Linked DNA regions of Homo sapiens: region 2 is linked to region 1. The links are chromatin loops, found by intact Hi-C in ENCODE. Cell type or tissue: Panc1. All regions are shown on one strand. Each heading gives the region's core, and the rest is flanking DNA. Links, peaks and the distances in the headings are about the cores only.

Region 1 (7,836 bases), core at 1,889-5,888:
CAGCATGAGCATGGAGAACCAGAAAAGCATACTTGGAGTCAGTGTAAATGTTAGCTCTCTTTCCTTTGCTTAATGTGATTGCTTTTGTAAGAGCTATTAGCTCAGCTAATTGAGCACTTGTGCCTGGAGGGAGAGATGCACTTTTGGTGACGTCATTTAGAGTGACCATTGCATATGCATACTCCTTGTTCTACAAAAGAGCTCCCATCTGTGGAGAGGGTCCAGTCTGAGTTCTCTAGGGAAGTTTCCCCAGTATCTTCCCTTGCTGCATAGGTCTGTACTATGACTTGTTCATAATCATGCACAGTTTCCCCAGTTTCCTTGGGGAAGAAGGTGGCTGGATTTAGATGAGAACAAGTCTTTAATTGGATGTTGGAACCTTCTAACAGCAGGGCCTGATATGTAAGGAGTCGGCTGTTAGCCCAAAGGCTCCCCTGTAGAGTGCAGTAGTCCTGCCATGTTATGTGGGGTGTAAACAGTTAAATCATTTCCCAGGATTATAAACAGTTAAATCATTTCCCAGGATTAGTTTGGAGGCTTCTGGGACCAGTAGAGCCACTGAGGCAATGGCTTGGAGACATGCTGGCCATCCTTTAGCCACCAAATCATGTTCCTTACTTAGGTAACCCATTGACTGTTGAGCTGGTCCTCGGGCCTGTGTTAAAACTCCCAGGGACATTCCCTTCTTTTCTGACACATACAGATTGAAGGCCTTCCCTACAGGAAGGCTGAGGGCTGGCACCTTGAGCAAGGCTTGCTTTAGCTGGTTGAAGGCCTTTTGAGCTTCAGGTTCCCAGGTTAAAAGATGAGTTTTAGCTCCCTGAGTTTCTTTTATGAGGTTATATAATGGACGGGCTATTTCACCATACCCAGGTATCCATAGTCTACAAAATCCTGTAATGCCCCAAAATCCTCTTAGTTGCTTGAGGGTTTGGGGGTGAGGGAAGGAGGAAATAGGCTTAATCCTCTCTTCCCCTAATACTCTGGTCCCCTTGGACAGTACTAATCCTAGATACTTCACTGAGGTTTTGCAGAGCTGGGCCTTGGATTTTGAAACCTTATATCCTCTGTTAGCTGAGAAGTTGAGAAGAGCTTCGGTGCCTTCCTGAGAAGCTTCCTCAGTTGGGGCACAGAGCAGAATATCATCAACTAATGCAAGACCCTAACTTGAGGATGAGAGAACTCAGAAATGTCTTGTGACAGTGCCTGTCCAAACAGATGAGGACTATCTCAAAATCCCTGAGGCAGCACCGTCCATGTTAACTGGGCAGTCTGGACGGAAGGAAATCCTCAAAGGCAAACAGGTGTTGAGAATCAGGATGTAATGGTATGCAGAAAAAGGCATCCTTTAAATCTAGGACTGTAAACCATTTAGTTCCCTCAGGTATTTGAGTTAACAGGGTATAGGGATTAGGTACCACTGGATGCATTGGAACTACAGCTTCATTAATGAGGCAAAGGTCCTGAACTAGTCTCTATTCCCCACTGGGCTTCTGCACTCCTAATATTGGGGTGTTGCAGGGGCTATTAAAGGGTTTGAGGAGGCCCTGCATCTTTAGGTTATTAATAACGGCTTCTAGCCCTTTCCTAGCCTCTGGGCTCAGGGGATACTGTCTCTGGTTAGGAAAAGAAGTGAGATCCTTAAGATAGATCTGGACTGGCCTAGTGGTTATAGCTCGACCTATCCTTCCTTGAGTTGCCCACACTTGTAGTTTAATGTTAGCTTCCATCGGGGGAGACAAAGAGTTTGTCCTGGGGCTGTATGGATGCTGGCCCCCATGCAAGCTAGACTATCTCTTCCTAATAAAGGAGCAGGACTTTCAGCCATGATTTTAAAAGCATGTGTAAATAGTAGGTCCCCCCATCTGCAGGTAAGAGGTTGAGAAAAATATCAGGTTAGAATTTTTCCTGAGACACCCCTTATAGTCATACTATGGGAAGAGGGGAGGCCTGGATTAGAGGAGAAGAGAGAGACTGGCTCCAGTATCCAGAAGGAGATCTACCTTCCTTCCTTCCTTTGATTTCCAGAATCACCCAAGGTTCCTGTGCTGTAATGGCAGTCTGAGTCGCTGGAGCTAGGGGTTTGAGCCCCCGGGACCCATCAGTCTTGCTGGACCATCTGTGAGACTGGTTCTGAACCCAGTGACCTCCGTCTCTGGGGGCAGATCTGTCTCCAGTGGTCTCCGCCACAGGCTGGACAGGGTCGAGGTGGCTTTGTCTTGCTACCTGGACATTCTTTCTTAAAATGCCCTGATTTGCCACATCGATAACAGCTAGTGGATGCACCTTGGGGATTCTGGACTTTGCAAGCTTGCACCACTGCTACTAGAGCCTCTGTTGTTTTCCTGTATTTTCCTTTCCTTTTATTGGGCTTCCTCCTGATCCCTATTGTAAAAGACCGAAGTGGCTTTCTTAGGAGGTTTTCTAGGGTACTATCTGGCCCTATAGCTTGCTTTTATAGTTTCCTTTTAATATTGGGAGCTACCTGTGTAATAAACTTGTCCTTGAGAATGAGCTGTCCCTTGATTGAATCGGGATAAATAGGTATGTTTTATTAGTGCCTCTCTCAGCCTTTCCATAAAGGCTGTGGGATTCTCGTTTGGTCTTTGGTCTATCATGGACAGTTTAGAGTAATTGAGAGGTTTGGCCCTGGTTTTCCATGGGCCCTCTAATACACACCTTAAAAGTGCTTCCTTTTCCATTCATTTCCTGAGTTACTGGTGTTCCAGTCAGGGTTGTCTACCAGAACTGCTTCCTTTCCTAGTAGGAATGGAGTTTCCACTTCTTCCTCACCTTCCCTATCTCCTCTTTGTCTCCTCGGTTTGCTACAGGAGGCATGTTGCTCATCTCCATATTTTTCTGCTGCCTGCAGAACTTTCTGCTTTTCAGCTTCAGTGAGGGTCTGACGTAGCAGCAACGTAACATCCCTCTATGTGAGGTCAAATACCTGAGTTAAATTTTGGAAAATTTCTATATACCTACCTGGGTTGTCAGAAAATCGGCCTAAGTCTCCCTTTATTTGCTTAAGGTTCTGTAATGAAAGGGAACTTGAACCCTCATGGCACCATTCCCATCAAGCACTTCCTGCAGCAGTAAGAGTGAAATGGGGAGAGTAGGATATACTGGAAATGGTGGAGCTAGAGGAGCTGATGGTACAATTGGAGGGGGACTGGAAGCATTGGGACATTCAATAGCTGTCTCAGATTGCTCCTTTGGAACCTACTTTAGCTCTGGGAAAGGCCTATGGGCTTGCCTGCCATGGCTGGTAAAAGAACTGGGTCAGTTGTCCAGGACTTGTAAAGGTCTGGGTTTCACAGGGCAAAGAAAGTCTATACATAGGGGACCTCAGTCCATTTGCCCTTCTGTCTATAGAAAAGATCTAACTGTTGGATGACATTAAAATCAAGGCTCCACCAAGCAGGCCAGGTTTGTCCATCTCCAAGATGATAAGAAGGCCATGCCCTTGTGCAATAGACTATGAGGCATTTTTTCTTCAAAGTCTCAGGGTTGAAGCAGTCCCAGTGTTTTAAAATCCACTCCAGGGGACCACATGCTAAAGATGATCTGTTACCCGTTTAGAAAGAGAAGTGAGAATAAAAGTGTCCTTTTAGTCTCCTTCCTTTCTGTATATGACCCAGGGTGGAGAAGAAAACAGTGGGGGCGTCCCCCAACTATTTTCCCTCGCTAGTTCCTAGGTCCCACCTCCCTGTTAAATGTGCTGCCCATGACTGTAGGTGTGACCCTCCAAGCCATGGCACCAGAGGAACTAGACTTTTGGGCCTAGTCGCACTTCCCCAAGCAGCTCTAGTCCTCTGCTTATATTTCCCTTCAACCTCCTAGACTTCTGCGACCTGTGTACCTCCCTAAAAAAAACAGATCTCAAGAAAAACTACGTAATTGGGCAAGGCCCCTTTAATGGAGGGGGTATGCTAGATTGAACTCTATATCCTGCTATTATGGCCCATGCTAAAGCATTTACCCTTAGAAAAATGGTTCCGGTTAACTTCTGGACTTAAAATCCCCTTACTAGCTCAGTACTACCTTAATCAGAGACAGAATAGGTGCCTTAAAGGAACGTAGGAACCAAACGGCCATTTTCCTGCTGATGGGACAATATTGAGACTAAAATTTGGCCACAGAAGACATTTAACTCCTATCTGTTGAAAGCAGAATTTTCCTGTTCACAGAAGAGGCTTAGAGCCCGATTTCTAGTGGTGCAAAAGGAAGCTGCAGTGTTACCATAAAAGAAAAAAAAATGTGCCTCATGAAGATTTCTGTTTCCACTAGGTGGCACTGTTGGTTTAGAAATACTATTTGCTCGAGGCCGGGCTCAGTGGCTCACGCCTGTAATCCCAGCACTTTGGGAGGCCGAGGCAGGTGGATCACTAGGTCAGGAGATTGAGACCATCCTGGCTTGTAATCCCAGCACTTTGGGAGGCCGAGGCAGGTGGATCACTAGGTCAGGAGATTGAGACCATCCTGGCTAACACGGTGAAACCCCCATCTCTACTAAAAATACAAACAATTAGCTGGGCGCGGTGGCGGGCGCCTGTAGTCCCAGCTACTCGGGAGGCTGAGGCAGGAGAATGGCGTGAACCCGGGAGGCGGAGCTTGCAGTGAGCCGAGATCACGTCACTGCACTCCAGCCTGGGCGAAAGAGCGAGACTCTGCCTCAAAAAAAAAAAAAAAAAAAAAAAAAAAAAACCAAAGAAAGAAATACTATGTGCTCGCCAGAGTAGTAGTAGAGAGACCTGGAAATGCCATGCACTCTCCAGACCAAGGGCAGAGAGAGAGACGCTCACTCTGGGTGGGAGCGGGGAGGAGGGGGAGGAAAGGAACCCTCTGTTCCTAGAAGATTGCAACAGCATTCCTGAGCTAAACTCCTGGTTACTAAATTCCCGCACATCAGAGAGAGAGAGAGACTGTGGATAGAAAAAGAAGGAGAGTTTTGTGACAGGATAGCTGGGGATTCTCTGCCAAAACCCGAAATGGGCTGTTGGAGGCTGGGTCCGACCCAGAGGCCTTTGAATAACGCCAGGGTGTGTCCTGGCCAGAACTTTCCCAGCCTCACGCGATGGTAAGGTTTCCCCGTGAAAGGAAACTGATTCGAAACACGGCCGACACTCCCAATGACCCGTGGGTATTGAGGGGGGTTCTCCGTGTTCTCCACCAGCAAGCCTAACATCTGAGGCCTTAGAATGGCAGTCGTGATAAGCATATTTTTAACCAGCTGAAGGATGCCTGTTGATTGATTTGATTTGATTTTAAAATAGAGGCCAAGAGCCCCTCAGAATGATAGAACAGATTTTAAGCTTGCTCCTATACTCACCATCCGATGAATGTTGTACCTCGGATTCTTGGCCAACACACCAAAATGATATGGCTCTGATAACTGAAGGAACACCAGGGCCCTTTGTCTCGCACCAATTTAGATAAATAACATGGACACACGTGGAGTGGTTTTAAGGAATGGAGAGTTTAATAAGAAAGAAGAAAGAAGCTCCCCTGTACAGAGATGGAGGGTGGCTCCAAGCAGAGAGAGAAAACCCCAAGTGGAGCGGGAAAACAGTCGGTTCTATTAGGAGGCTGGAGGAGGTGGTGTCTGATTTTCATAGGGCCCAGGGGATTGGTTTGACCAGGTATGTCACTCAGGTAGCCCACGAAAAAAACTAGCCTTCCCACCCTAGCCTTTTAATATTCAAATACAGGCCACCATGATGTTCTGCACACGTGAAGATATCTGGGGTGGCCATGATGCTTGACACACATGGTGACAAGAAGAGGGTGGGAATCACCATATTGGATGGACCCGGTTTCTAATGGCTGGCATTTGCACATCAAAGCTTGCTATCCTGGCCCTTTAAGCTGCTTTTCTGCTAGAAAAGAAATGTTTTTGGAGCTGCATTATTAAAAGAAAAAAAAAAACCTTACTAAGCTGCATTATTAAAAGAAAACAAAACCTTACCAACCTTACCCTCTCTGTCTAAAATAATTTCTTAATAACTCCTATAATAGTTTTGCTATTTTAATTCAAGAATTTTCAGCTCTTTAAAATGAAAAGGAAACTGACATTGTGTCAGATTTCATGCTGACTGCATTATGTCCATTGTATCTCATTTTAATCCTCACAGCATTTTCATTGTGTGGATAAGTAAACTGACACCCAAAGTCATGTAGGCAATAAATCCAGTAATGTGGATTAGACTTTTAAGTCAGCTAACTCCAAGTCTAAGTTGAATCAGAACTTTTAGAAATTTCTAGATTCTCAAGTTTTTAATTTTATATTTTGAAGTTTACTCCATCAGTCATCATTTGTAATACTTAAAATGAGTAAGTAGAACATTAGCACTAAATCTGGGGAAAAACACCACAATTTCAAGTATTCAGCTAAGTAGCTGAGAATTCAACCTGTTAAATAATGATCGCTTTTTGAACTCAAAGATGTTTTTCCCCCTTTACCCAGTGACCGGATCTGTAAAGGCATGCTTCCTTGTTGTGATTTTCTCCACAGTGAATCTCATTTTGTTCACTGTTACCTTGAAGGTAGACCTCAGTGGGGTCTCCAGTTTATGTGGGGATTTTTCATTAGGTTTCCTGGAATTGATCAGGCCCTGGGTTTTGTCTCATGCTTCTAGTGGCTTACATGGCTATCAAAATTGAAGTTCAAGGTCACCAGAGTTTTGCAATACCTTCAGGAACATTCTGGCTTTGGCGCTCACTTCTCTCCCAGGTAGTCTCATTTTCCTTTGTTGTTGTTGTTGTTGCTTTATTATGCTTTTAAGTTCTGGGATACGTGTGCAGAACTTACAGGTTTGTTACTTAGGTATACACGTGCCATGGTGGTTTGCTGCACCCCTCAACTCATCATCTATGTTAGGTATTTCTCCTAATGCTATCCCTTCTCTAGCCCCCCATCTGCTGACAGGCCCTGGTGTGTGATTTTCCCCTCCCTGTGTCCATGTGTTCTCATTGTTCAAATCCCATTTATGAGTGAGAACATGCAGTGTTTGGTTTTCTGCTCCTGTGTTAGTTTGCTGAGAATGATGGTTTCCAGCTTCATCCATGTCCCTGCAAAGGACGTGAGCTCATCCTTTTTTATGGCTGCATAGTATTCCATTGTGTATATGTGTCACATTTTCTTTATCCATTCTATCATTGATGGGTATTTGGGTTGGTTCCAAGTCTTTGCTATTGTAAATAGTGCTGCAGTAAACATACGTATGTGTCTTTATAGTAGAATCCCAGTAATGGGATTGCTAGGTCAAATGGTATTTCTGGTTCTAGATCCTTGAGGAATCGCCACACTGTCTTCCACAATGGTTGAACTAATTTACACTCCCACCAACAGTGTAAAAGCATTCCTATTTCTCCACATCCTCTCCAGCATCTATTGTTTCCTGACTTTTTAATGATCGCCATTCCAACTGGTGTGAGAGTCTCATTCTCATTTTTTATGGCCCCTGTGAAACTTTACTTTCTTGCCAGCTCAACAACTTATTTTGAAATATTTTAAAAAATAATTTATTCAGCATTTGTACTTATTTTTAAGATAAGGATTGTATATTATACTGCCCAAAATGGAATTCATTGTATTTCTTCTTCATTTATTTATTTATTTATTTATTTTTGTTTTCATTAATTTAAACCACAAAAAAGCAGGAGAAAATGGTGTGGGCTCTTTTTTCTAAAGAAGTAATCATTGGACTTATAAAAATAACACTTGATATTTATCTGTCTGTATACACACACATACACTCATAAACACGTATCTTCATAAAATGGGTTAAGCAAGTATTAATTGAGGTTGTTTCTTAGTGTTTTTTGTAATTTGCTTCA
Region 2 (4,000 bases), core at 1-4,000, 400 kb after region 1:
AGGCTGAGGCAGGAGGATTGCTTGAGCCCAGGAGGGTGAGCCTGCGGTGAGCCATGTTCGAGCAACTGCACTCCAGCCCGGATGACAGAGTGAGACCCTGTCTCAAAAAAACCAAAAATCAAAATTTTCCCTCAAAATTTTTGCTTTGAGTGAGGCTCCAAGAAAATGAACAGTGTGGGTTCCAGGATCTTTATATAGGAAGGGCTTAGGGACAACAATCCATTTGGAAGAGATGGCCAAAGGACATGTCTGGAAATGATTTTTTTTTTTTGGAAATGGAGTTTCCGTCCTATCACCCAGGCTGGAGTGCAATGGCGCCACCTCGGCTCACTGCAACCTCCACCTCCCGGGTTCAAGCAATTCTCCTGCCTCAGCCTCTCAAGTAGCTGGGATTACAGGCGTGCACCACCACGCCCGCTAATTTTTGTATTATTAGTAGAGACAGGGTTTCACCTTGTTGGCCAGGCTGGTCTTGAACTCCTGACCTCAGGTGATACACCTGCCTCAGCCTCCCAAAGTTCTGGGATTACAGGTGTGAGCCACTGCACCCGACCTGGAAATGATTTTTTAAGAACACTGCATAAGATTGAGAAGACATCAGTTATCTATAACAAAGAAGGAAGTGGGGGATTAATGGACTCACCCTCTGATCTTTCTCTTGAAGATGCATAATGAATATTATGTGACTTTCAATTACCTGCTCTGTGCACCCTGGGGATACAGCACCACCACCATCACCCTCTCCTCTGCTCAGTTTCAGAAGCTTGAGTCTTGTGTGTGTCCTGATGATTAAGAATTTTACAAAGTCACACAGACTCGCCTGTGTCCCCAGCTTTTAAACCAAAGATGGCAGCATTAAGGGACCTAACTCAGGCTGGCAATGCAAAGACAAATTAGCTAGGTTTGGTTTCTAAGCTTGGTTTCTAATATAACTCCTATTTTTTTATGAAGAAAATAAACCGAAGGTCTAGAAAGGGACAAAGCAGCTGGCTTACACATTAAAAAAAAAAATTAGAAGTGTTTGAAGGAATGTAATTAAAGTGGTGACACGGGAAGCCCAGGAGGTAACCCTAATATTGACAAGTATAAGTGGATGATATTTAATGAGCACTTGCCATATGCCTGGCCCTGTTCTAAGTACTTTCCATGTATTAATTTACATAATCCTTTTAATAGCCCAGATAAGTAGGTCCTATTATTTTTATTTTGCAGACGAGTCCAAGGAGGCAGGACCACTAAGTGTGAGAGACCATGTGCCCTTTCAACTTTGAAGGGGAATTCAAAATATAGGAATCCTGGTTTCAAGTTTGAGAACAGTGATTTTCAAGGAGCTTCCTGGAGCTAATACCTTCACCTCCACTCCCAGTAAAACAGGGTTGCTTTTTTCCAGATAAGTTTTAACTTGAAGAAAATATTATTCAACCATAAAAGAATCCTTCAAAGTCTTAGCATGCCCACTCCAAACAATAATCTTGAAGGAGACAAGTGGCCAAAAGCCTGTCAGATTGTTCATCACAAAGTGATGGCCAGGAGTGATCCAGCCCATGAAGACATTTTGACTGGGCTTCCCGTGGTGTTTTGTAAAAACCAAGCCAGTTGCCACACTTGAAAATAGAAATCAGGAGATTTCAGTTAGCAATCTGGTCCTGGCAACACAAGGCCCACCTTTCCACAAGGCAAGGGGTCGGGTAGCCATTGTGCACTTTGGCATGAACTTTCCAATCCCCACTGTCTCCACATGGGGCCACTTCAGGCATAGACATTATCTGCTGACCCTGCGGGCATCTGGTGCACCCACCCAGCTCTGAAAGCTAAAGTCCTCCTTCTGAATTTAAATGCATCTCAGATTATAGCATCACTTGTGAAAATTCCCCTAGAATTTCTGAAAACTCCCTCTAGTTCAATTCTTCCTTCCAATGCAGCTGGCCCTGAAACAAGTGTCCTGACCCACTTCAGACTTCAAAGGAGCTGGCAGAGCCTGCTGCTTAATAATAGTGACCTATGGGCATTCAGATCAAGCCTACCAGGCCCATGATGGTCTACTGGTCGACATAGGCAGAAGGGCCTCATGGCTCAACTTTCCCAAAATGTTGAGATTATTTTATAAATGATAGAAGCGTTGAGAAAAACACTTTACATTTCCAGACAACACAACCCATTAAAAATAATATATTCTGCGGGTATATAACCCCTTATTTGATTGCCCTGAGTTCATGTCTTCCAAGTAGCAAAAGGGTCTTCTTCATGTCTTCATTAAGGTTCTAAACACTATCATCTTCAGTCTCTCCATCCTCTTTCTGATTCTTCAAAGCTAGATTGTATTTTTTATTTTTTCTAGTCAGGCTCTGCTTATCCATTATTTATAATTACAATTACACATATCTACCTTCATCCAAATCTTGCTTTAGTCAGTCTTGAGATGTGTGCCCAACTTGGTCCTCCTCAACCAAGAAGAGTGGGGCGTGGTAAGAGGGAAAATGCCACTTTTCCCTCTTCAGTAGCTCCTTTACTGACAGGCCGCGTGACCTTACAGGGGTCCCGTCAGTCCCCGGAACGGCAATCTCCTCACGTGTAAAGTGGAGAGAGTGACTGTCAGTCACCTGGTCAGTCAGTCACACTCACTGAGGTAGGCCTGTGGTGGGCTAGGCCAGGCTCCAAGCACTCCTGGTTCAGGGCGAGCAAAAGCTCTAGGTCTGGAGGGGAGGGATGAGGAGGACGCCTGATGGGCACTCAGTGAGGAGGAAGAGACCTCTGCGAGGGGGAGTGAGGATGAGCAGAGATTCCTCAGGAGAAGGCAGATGGGGACCACGTTCCATCCAAAGAGAAGTCGCTGTGGGAAGACTCTGGGCCGTGGAGCCTCCTGAAAGAGAAGAGCAGGAGAGGGGCTGGTGAGGAGGGGCTGACAGCGGCGTCCCTCGTCTGGGCAGCCTCCGCTCTGCCACTCTCCTCCCGTCCTGAGGATGGGACCCCCGGAAAAGAGGCCTGCCATGGCACCCAGAGCAGCCATTTTCCTCCCAGTTCTGGGGCTTTGGAAGGAGCTTGCGGATGAGGAGAGGGAGCCTCCGCAGGGCTCTGGCTCCCCTCCAGGGGCCGAGGCCGCACACAAAGCCGCTCTGTGGGTGAGCTTCAAAGCAGAGCGCCGAGGAGCAGGGAGCCAGCGCCAGCAACACCTCCCCGGTGTGGGGCCGACTCCCCGCCTGGGCGTTTCTCCGAATCCTTGAGGCCCCCTTGGCTTCCGCAAACAATATGGCCCTCTTCAAGTGCCAAAGAAAATAACAAGGGGGTGGAAGCAGAGAGGGGAGGGGAGGGAAACGGGAACAGAGCCTTGGCGAAACCTTTCCATGAAATCAACTGTGCCCTCCGACGGCCGCACACCGATGGCCATCTAGGGCAGGGCCCGCAGCTGAAAAATGTCAAGGCTCATAAACATCTCTCACAGGACGCCAGTAAAGTCCAAAAGGCCCCTCAGGTTTACTAAAGCCAGAAATCAGTAGATGAAAGCTCAGGCCGAACTCAGGAATGGCCCCTTGTTCTGCCAGGAACCCCTGCCTGCCCTGAAGAGCCCCCACGGGCCTGGTAAGCCAGCTCCAGCCAGTGGCCAGTGAGCAAGACCTGAGTCATCGGTCTCACCGGCTCCCTGGCTCTTCCTATCTGCCAGGTAGAGGCTACGACATCAGCCTCAAGCACCCTGGCACAATATTGACGCTTTGATCTTAATGCATATAAAATTCTGAAAATTTTTAAATAAAATAAATCAACTGCCCCTCCACCCACCCTTCGGTGGTAAAAGAGATCTCTGGAAGACCTTTGAGTTTTAAGGGGAGCCTCTATTTCCTTTTTTGTGGAATAGCCCAATTACACCTACTGGATAGGATTGTTGAGGGGACCTGAGAAACTTGAGACGACAAGAACGCGTAGCGCCTCGGCTGGCTGAGGGTGCTGAGTGAGTAGTAGCACCTGACAGGCAGAGGACCCACCTCCTGCCTGGAATCATCAGCAA

Evidence for each region. A loop is a pair of places that touch in the nucleus more often than their neighbours do. Peaks named below come from ENCODE experiments on the same cell type or tissue, not always from the same donor. Only the 100,000 strongest peaks of a DNase experiment are listed, where the experiment ranks them.
Region 2: it touches region 1 in a loop (6-fold over the local background); 5 of 110 quality-filtered maps call a loop at or near these places.

Annotation. Positions count from the first base shown.
Region 1 is chr11:34,895,655-34,903,490 of GRCh38, reverse strand. The region is part of intron 1 of APIP (APAF1 interacting protein); the gene reads left to right. Among named protein-coding and RNA genes, the nearest start is that of APIP, 17 kb to the left of the region's middle. In Panc1, for the core only: CTCF peaks have their summits at 4,079 and 4,279 (motif pointing right); no DNase peak of the experiment used is centred there; H3K27ac peaks cover 2,403 bases.
Region 2 is chr11:34,495,364-34,499,363 of GRCh38, reverse strand. The region is part of intron 2 of ELF5 (E74 like ETS transcription factor 5); the gene reads left to right. Among named protein-coding and RNA genes, the nearest start is that of ELF5, 16 kb to the left of the region's middle. RefSeq lists an enhancer at 2,717-3,216. In Panc1, for the core only: no CTCF peak of the experiment used is centred there; no DNase peak of the experiment used is centred there.